2 separate regions of the Homo sapiens genome follow, and region 1 is linked to region 2. A link is a loop called in an ENCODE intact Hi-C map of the cell type or tissue named here. Cell type or tissue: PC-3. All regions are shown on one strand. Links, peaks and the distances in the headings refer to the core of each region. The heading gives the core; the rest is flanking DNA.

Region 1 (4,392 bases), core at 218-4,217, 140 kb before region 2:
GGGGGGCCATCGTGAGGGTGGTAGAAAAAGACTGGACCAGGGTTGTGGGATCCCAAGGTCATGGTCATGTTCTTTCCCTACCGCACCTCCTCCCTGCTGTGTGCTTCCTTGTCATAGATGGACTCCATTCAGTTCCCACTTACCAGCTGCCCCCCTCTCCAACCCTTGGTTCCCTTTAATTTTGTGCGTTTTCTCCAGCTTGGGCGTAAGCCACTGTCCTTCCTCTACCCCCATTTCTTTCCCTTTCTCTTCCCTTCTGAATTCCAGGGCTTCCCCCACCCGTGATTATCTCCCTTCTCCTGTGCTAAGGTCTGGACTGAGATTGATTCTCAGCTATGCCCATCTGACAGACGGAGACAGACCACTTGTCCATACAGTATGGCATTTCCCAAGCCATTCCTACTGGCTTGCACTATCTTTTTACATTCAAATATCCACTTCTCCCTACTAAAAAAGCAAAAAAAAAAAAAAAAGCTCTGCTAGATTCCTTTTGACTTTTATTATTCTATTCTCAAATATTTGGGACCTAATCACTTAGACTTCAATTGAATTTGACTTTTCCAGATTTTCATCAAATCACTTGATATTTTCTATCTAACACTGAACCCTGTATTTTTAAAAGCCACATCACCTGGCTCCTGGATCTTAGTGACATTCTAAAGATTCACTTGAAAACAGAGTTTTTTCAGCACAAATGTGAACTCATTTGATTCTGTTAGTCACCCTACAAAGGAGACAGGTAAAATGGGTATTATCATTATTCCCATTTCTACTGATGAAGAAATGGAGGCTATGACAATTCAAGTCACCTGTCCCAAAACATACTGCTGGTAAAGGAAGTAGCCCAAATTTATACCCAGGTCTCCTGTAACACCATGACACACCACACTGCTTCTCAAAGGCCTATTACAGATGACATCCATTATAGTGAAACATTTGGAATAACTTTTAGGTGACACTTATTTGTAATGGAAATAGATATTCTAAAGAATCAATACTAAATCAGGATATCAAATAGATGGCATTATAATCTTGGTCCCACTGAAGGTATTCATCTGTAGGTTTTATTATTATTATTATTTTGAATTTAGGAACATTGACACCTTTATTATAATAACTTTTTTAGGATGACTGGGTTTTGGGGCATTTCTCTGAAATAGCACCTTATTAATCATGAATGGAGTCTTGATTTTTATTTTAATCATGTGCCCAGACATGGAGGGAAAAACGGAGAAACTTCCAGATTCTTGAGGCCAACTTTTTATCCCGTTATTAGAACTCCTTTCTCGTGAGGCATCGTAAGGCAGAAAGAGGACTCTCCTGGCTGCGAAGTGAGACAGAAGGACTCAAGCCACTTCACTTGAGGCCTTTCCTAGTCCTACCTTCGTTTAAACACACACACTCACAACCTCTTTTGATTTACACTGCTGTAGCCCAACTGTTTGGGAAAGCTGATGTTGTGGAATCCCTAAGTCATCTGTGACCTAGGTCACTAAAGACAGGAGCAATTTAGTAAAAGTATTAATTGAAAGTCTCCTGACAAGCCCTGCTCCTTCAGATAAAGTTACACATCAAACCCACACAGGCCGCCAGGCTATTCTGAGCAGGCTGAGATTTTCAATATCTCATAAACAGGCCCTTCAATCACTACAATCTAATAAGGCTATAATCATCATTGACACTATAATGATTAAAATGAATAAAACCCATTAAGAAAAGTCATGTTGAGTTATTAAAAGTTTCGCTCTGTGTGATATGTAATCTTTTATCCATTTTTTATGATGAAATCTGTAACCATCTATCCACGAAAGACCATTAATTTACTGCTCTGTGGATGTTACCATGCTCTTTAGTTTAACAGCTTATCATTGATTTCTTGAGGGAGATATTACATTTGGAGAAATACACATGGAACAAAAGCCCGAATGTTGCTCTAAATTTCCCACTGACAGAATGATCAAAGTATTTGGGTCTGGTCTGCAGCTCGGGGCTAGGGAACAAGTTTTCTAGAGCAGAGCAAGCCCTCTGGCTACCAGGCAGCAGATACATGTTTTCAGGCATCACAAATGCTTCTAAGGAAAGGTCATGTGCACCATGGCGGGAGGGGGGGAACAATAAAATGTCCATTAACCGGAGCCTAGTTAACTGGCTTATTGGCATCTATTAGAAACAAATTGCAAACAAAACTGATCCTATTATAAACTTCTCCTCCTCCCGTCGGTCAAGGGCAGTCTCTGATTGGTTCAGAAGAGGCCCCAACAAATACAGCGTTGTCAGATGGCTCCTTTATTTGCAAGGAGAAGATTGGGTTTCTGCCAGCAGCAGTCTCCAGCCCTGACTAGCAGAGAACTTACAGAGTTGGGAGGGATACGTGGCCCCGTCCCACAGAAACAGCACTGGAAAGGTGACTAATGTACTCCGGCCCGCATTCTTTCAACAGGGACTTTTTCCCCTAAGCAAACAGCAATAAAAAAATCTGAATAGAAGAATGTGGACACAGTGCTGAGCTAAGTGGTGGGGGAGCCCGATTCTTAATGTGTACTTTTTCTTATAAAAAAAACTCTGCTTCAATATCTTTACTGCTCATCTCCTGTTTAATCTTATTAACAGTAAAACCTAAAAAGATTCTGTGAAGCCAAGAAGAGGGTGTTGTCTTTAAAGGCATTCTTCATTTTTCCTGAAATGATTAATAAATCTATTTGCTAGCCTTCTTCGGCTGCCTCTCACTGAACAGACTTGCCAGTGTTTTCCAGCAGGTAAGGACAACACCCACACCACAAGGCAAAAATGGTGGGCTTATGTTTTATCAGATTTCCTTATTTTCCAGATTTGCTTCCATCATTGAGGTCCTGCTGGGTTTGGGGGGGCTTTTTTTCCACCTTATCTAAATAATATTAGGTTATAAACGTCATTCATAACATACTATCTCTTTTACTAAGGGAAGCCTGTTTTTACCAAAATAATCAAATATTCTTTATAATCCTCCCCTTTAAAAGAAAATAGAAAATTCCATTTGTAAGGTTTAAGTATAGTTCAAAGCGCAGCTAACAGACATCGATTTTTTTCAATCTTTGGAGAGTTAATTTAAGCCTACAACATTCCATCATGTAAGACAAAATGGTTGCTAAATGAAATTAAAAGGCAAATCCTCCAAGAATAAAAAGGAAATCGTTCTTTATATAATACATCATTAACCTGTGGAAATAACTGCTTCGGGGCATGATTGAGGCTAACAGCTTAGTAAAAATGTGTAAATGATGTAATACTTCTACAGATAAGAATGGCATTAGCGATTGTGAATTCTAAGAATGTTCACTTTCTGTGCACACACTCGTACCACAGTTGGAGTCGGGAGGACACTTCACAGGCCATTGCCATGCTTCTGCAATTGTTGGTGACACATAAACAGAGCGGTATCCCGTGTACGTACAATTAATGTTTTCTGCTGTTCTCATACCTTCATCTCACTTTTAACTATATTGATATCAACTGTGGTTCAAAGTGAAAATGGAATTGGGTAAATTATTTGTCCATTTCCATGAGGCAAGCCTTTATTTCCCCTCAATTTTTGGGAGGAGGGGATCAAGATGAAATGCACTATAAATGGTCATATGACTATGTCTAAAGACCCTTAAGAGAATTACAAAATTACTTAAGCATTCTGATCAAAAAGGACTGATATCTCGAAGAAAATTGTGCATGTGTGTGTATCTGTATATAACATAAAGTAAAATAAATAAGCCAGAGTGGGAGATAAGGAAATTCAGTACATCAAAGAAGGCTCCTTTTAGTCTATCTTCAGAGAAGGTGAAATTGACTGTTAAAATACCTATAAAAAATTTTAAAGACATTCCTGAATTTTAATTTATCATCATGGTATTAAAAATATAGCTCTTTCTAACCACGGAGGCACTGAAGATTTTGTGACATGAAAGTTTTCCTGGTGTTAATTTGAGCCTTTAATTAATTATAACCTTTTAGAAGGGGGCTGTATAACTGCCACAAAAAAAAAGGTTACATAGAGATGATGAAAAAATAAGACTCATTGCAGATTTTTAGTGAAGCTGCGCATTGGTGAGCTGTGGTTCTCAAGTGATGAGTCAGCACTTCTGTGATTGCAGGTGGAAAGAGCAATAAAATCTTGCTGAGTTTAGTTATTGAAATTATATGGTTTCATAAATAGTATAATGTTGTTCTCAGCAGGTAAATTTTATATTTTAATGACATCTGTATTATAACACATACAAATTCTCAAGCTCAAGGTCAACAGAGCCTTCTTCAATATGAGCAGCTGGAGCCCAGCACTGAGGCTGGAAATGAATAATTCAAGCTCTGAAGTGCTGAGGGCGTGGGAAGAGAAACTGAGATCACAGTAACTTATTAATTAGGAAA
Region 2 (4,392 bases), core at 256-4,255:
AGAATTTATTAAGCAGCCGGGTAGTGTAAAAGTTGTCAAATTCAACCGTGTGCTATTTTCTGTTTTTACCTTTTTGCTTTCTGAAGTTGCCAAGCCTTTCAGTTAAGTCACTTTCAGAGTTCGACAGGGAGAATCATGCTCGTTGTAAATGAGACTACCAGATTAAAACAAAAGAAACCAGAACATCTTTATTCATTCTTTTTTAAAAATAATCCCTTATTGCTAGGGGGATATTTTCAACGCATGGCATTGAATTTCTTCCTGAAAACTGCGGTTGCTCTGATAAGCCATCAATTCAGTGCAAACTTTCCTAGTTTAATCATTAGAAATTTCTTTTGTGTTTCTACCAGGGGAGAAGTTGTGCTGAAATGAAATATAGTCATTTACCCACTAATAAGTGAATATGTGTTAATTTAGGACACACTAAGGACTGAGGTATGTTTTTTGTGTTCCTCCATAATTCTGATGCAGCAATAGAAATTTTCTATTAAAGGACGATTCTCTCATATAAAAAAGTAACATAAATCTTCCTCTTTCATATGTAATTTTTAGAAAGATGAGACAAGATTTTTAGGCAAGATGGGTCCACCCCTCAAACCCCTTTTTTGTCCAGCTTACTCCTGGGTGAACCCTCAAGCTTTTTCTAGAGTTTCATTGCAATAACCCAATTTCAAGCCCTTTTACTCAATCTTGAAATATAACAGATCTTTGAAATCCTATGGTGGGGGTGAAATGATGTGATGCTATCTGGGATTTACTTTAAAATACTAAAGATAGAGAGAGAGGAAGTGGATAATAAAACACTGAAGATGAAATTATAATAGGGGTCAAAACTTGGAGATGGGTACCTAGGGGTTTGTTATGCTTGTGTGTGTGTTTGACAAATTCCATAATAAAAGGATTTTTTTTTTTAAATTGTATCGGGCAAAGGTGGAAAAACTATCCCTGCCAAAGGGCTACCAAAAAACAAAAAAGTGGTCTGTTGGTTAGCACCTGTAGTTGCCCATTCCTAATTCTTGATTTCCAGAAACAGAAAACGACCTTGCTCCCTTTTCATTTCTCTGGAGTCAGCGGCCAACCTTGATGCTTTCTTTCCGGCAAACTCCCTCTCCCAACCCATAAACTGAATATCTAAACCCAAGGTTGGAGTATGATTAATGGAACTTCCGTACTCAGCTCCCCTCACCAGAGTGTAAATACCCATACAAACTAATATCAAAAGTTCTTACTGAGCGCTTCGTTTCCCTGAGAGCTGGGCCGAACGGGGCTGGAGCCGCGGGACAAAGGAACCGCGGCTGTTCCTTGAAAAGTGCTGGGTGCTCTAGACCCGCTCAGTGAGAGTCCCTGGAGCCAGACGGAGGTTCTGGGGAGGACATGCGAACCTGGCAACGCCAGTCCAGGACTCACCTTCCACGGAGGGCAGGTGTATTTACCAAGCCACAGGAGAGGGAATGGTGAGGGGTCGGAAAAGTAAGAGTGAGTAAGGAGATGCGCCAGCGAAGTATGTCACCAGCCTGGTCCGACAGGGTGAATTTTTTTTTCGTAGGGCTGGGTATGATGCTTGTATTTCACCCACATGACATTGGATGCGCACATTCACTCTGTGTGTGTATGCACGTTTGATGCGTGAATATGCGTGCATATCAAGGCACACACATCGTTATGATTACAGCATATAAAGTGCCCATAAAACTCTGATCACACCTCAGTGTGTACTTGAAGGGGTCCTGAGTTCCCCTTCCTCGTCGCTGCGCTGGTGAATTTCCTTCCCTCCGTCGCGTTGTGCATTAAGAATTCGCAGCTGGGAACAGGGCCGTGGGAGTTCTTAGGAGTCTAGGGCGAGATGGACCCCCGCGGGCCCAGGCCGCCTGGCTGCCTGCGCCGCTTTCTCAGCGAGAAAGCCGAGCCCGGCGGGGCCAGGCTTACGTGCAAACCCCCTCCTTCCTTCAAACGCTCGAAGTCTTCAGTGTATTTGTTGACTTAAAGAATGCACTGCCCAGTCCTGGTTTCCTGTTTTGTTGCGGGCGTAAGCATCAAGCTAGGGTGGGGTGGGCGCTCGCGGGTAAAATTCCTTTGGGCCAGTGGCAGCGTCGGGTACAGAGACCCCTCGTCCTTTTCCCGTCGCAGCCGCACGGAATTCTCCGGGCCGTCCCGCGCTCGCCCAGCGCCCCGGCTGAGTGACCCGCAGGTCACTTCCTGGGTGGCACGGGCCCCTGCAGTCCAGCAAGCCGGTGTCCCCCGCGGGCTGGCCGCGCACTGCGAGAAGGCGTTTCCTCCTTCCAGCCGAGCCCTTCACCAAGCTCCCTCTGCTTCTAACGCATGCTCCGGTCCTTTCCGCGAAGGCTGTTTCCAGCTCCAGTGAAGAGCGATCAGTGGCACTGTCGGGGAAAAGAGCTCTTCCACCACCACGGCCGCTGCCGCGGCTGCCGCCGGCTTCGGAGTCACTTAGGCCTCCCAGAGCCGAGTTTTGGAGGACGGAGTTTGCGCCAGCTCTGAGGAGTCCGGGCGCGGCTGGCCAAGGCTCTGCAGTGGGAGATGCTCCTCATGGGAGTCTGGAACCTGGTTGTTCTGAAATGGTGTGTGTGGGGTGGAGGTCTCCTTGCTCAGGGACTCTCTGGGGGAAACAAGGCAGGGCTGTACTCAAATTGGAGTTTTCCTTGGGCTCCTGCCGTCTTTTCTGAGTCCCTGTGCACTAGTGGCTTTGTGGTACCTGAAAAAACAAAACAAAACAAAAAACTCTACAGGCAGCAGGAGAGCTGCTCCTCCAAAAACCTGCTGTCCTTGAGATCCACCCCATGAAGGGATCTTAAAGGCAAAGTGGGGGTCCCTGTAGATCTTCCTGGACCTTGCACTTCCACTTTCACCATGTTAACATTTGGTCACCACAGTGACAATAGCCCAAAACTATCCCACAGCCTCAAGCCTTTTACTGCCTTATTATTGTTTCAAATGCACAAAAATCTGGAACAAAAGGTTGAGTGAGTGACTCGATGCACCATTTCCCTGTCCGCTGGCCAACTTCAGCCCAGATCTCAGGACCTACCAACCCTTTCCCCTTAAGAAAGAGGGTACAGCTTCTACCTGATGGGGACACTCAAAATTCCCTCCATAAGCAGAGCAGTCCCCCACTTGCTCCTTTCCCAAATGATCTGCTCAAGTTTGGCTTCAGAGGTGCTACACTGTTTGACGATTTCGTCTTTTCTCTTTCTCTCTCCTCAGCCCCTCAACCAGTTTTTCCTCTGGATCTTTCTTCCTTTGCCATTATCTCTGTGCCCCAGCCCACCTAGGGTGGGAGAGAGAGGGTTAAGATGTTCTGCAAAAGTGGCTTGTAAAGCTGCTTGGATACATTAAAAGCACATGAATATCCTGAAATACAAAGTGTCTTTAGAATCAACCAAGGAATGTTTATCCTAGTGCTGGATGGATGCAAAGAAATAGTGCCAGGGAGCAGTGCTGACAGCCTCCTCAGAGTTAAAGTGAGAGCAGGTAAATTTCATTTGCTAATGAAAATCAAGCTCGATTAAAACCTGGTTTCCCTTTTTCCTTTTCTTCTCCAATGCTGGGAGCCCAGAGCCGCGTGGACCAGGCTGGCATCCAGTTCCCCACCCAGAAAAACCTAGCTGCGGTTTTTTTCTTCAGTGAGAGGTTTTTGGGCAACCAGTCCCTGCAGGGCACCCTGGCCTACCCCAGGAAGTAAGAAGCCTTGTCAGCCAAGGCATTTTGGAACACTGAGAAAGGCTCTGGTGATTCCTGAAATAAAGGCCGTGCTGCAGAAACTACCCTCCGGTCCTGCCTGCACTGCCCTCTCAGGGCTCCTCCGGGGAAATCAGTGCACCAGACAGTACCTGGGAAGTGACTGCAGCCTCTCCCACCTCTCCCACCTCTACTCATGCAGCCCTCTGCTTGGCTGTCATGCCTAAGGTGCCACCGCTGCCGGCCGATCCTAGTGGGTGCCCTGGCTTCCCCAGTCTAACCCAGGAGGAGCCTGAGAATATAAAATTATCAGGTTGAAGGTGCCTCTGCAATCCTATAGGAATTCCTGAGCCTGGAGAACAAAAAATCAGAGGGACAGACAGCTCAGAAGATCAGGACCCACTACCTTGGCAGGCAAGCAAATCTTGACCTTGCCGTTGGGAAAAGAGGAAAAATGCTAGGAGGGTCTGTGCTTGCTTCCCAGAGCACACCCGTCTCAATCGTCCTCCAAACTTTCTTTTGCCACAGCAAGTCAGTTTGTTGGCTGCCTGGCAGGGAAAGAAATCATATTGGGAAACATTAATAAATATCTTATCTCCCTTAGCAGAAGACAGGGAAGGAAGATTATTCTTGCTTAAAAGTGAGTAGAAATTCTGAAACTCAGACCCAAATTATTCAGAGCTCGTTCTCCTTCTATAA

Evidence for each region. A loop is a pair of places that touch in the nucleus more often than their neighbours do. Peaks named below come from ENCODE experiments on the same cell type or tissue, not always from the same donor. Only the 100,000 strongest peaks of a DNase experiment are listed, where the experiment ranks them.
Region 1: it touches region 2 in a loop (10-fold over the local background); 2 of 110 quality-filtered maps call a loop at or near these places.

What each region holds. Positions count from the first base shown.
Region 1 is chr7:27,345,074-27,349,465 of GRCh38, reverse strand. LOC107986733 (a long non-coding RNA gene) reads left to right here and starts at 2,696. Exons shown (of 3, transcript XR_001745009.1): 1 at 2,696-2,756. In PC-3, for the core only: no CTCF peak of the experiment used is centred there; a DNase peak (open chromatin) is centred at 2,355; H3K4me3 peaks cover 2,121 bases; H3K27ac peaks cover 2,499 bases.
Region 2 is chr7:27,203,030-27,207,421 of GRCh38, reverse strand. HOTTIP (HOXA distal transcript antisense RNA) reads right to left here. Exons shown (of 3, transcript NR_037843.3): 3 at 163-2,710. Among named protein-coding and RNA genes, the nearest start is that of HOTTIP, 4.8 kb to the right of the region's middle. RefSeq lists enhancers at 1,518-2,240, 2,241-2,965. In PC-3, for the core only: no CTCF peak of the experiment used is centred there; DNase peaks (open chromatin) are centred at 1,491, 2,001 and 2,321; H3K4me3 peaks cover 4,000 bases; H3K27ac peaks cover 3,696 bases.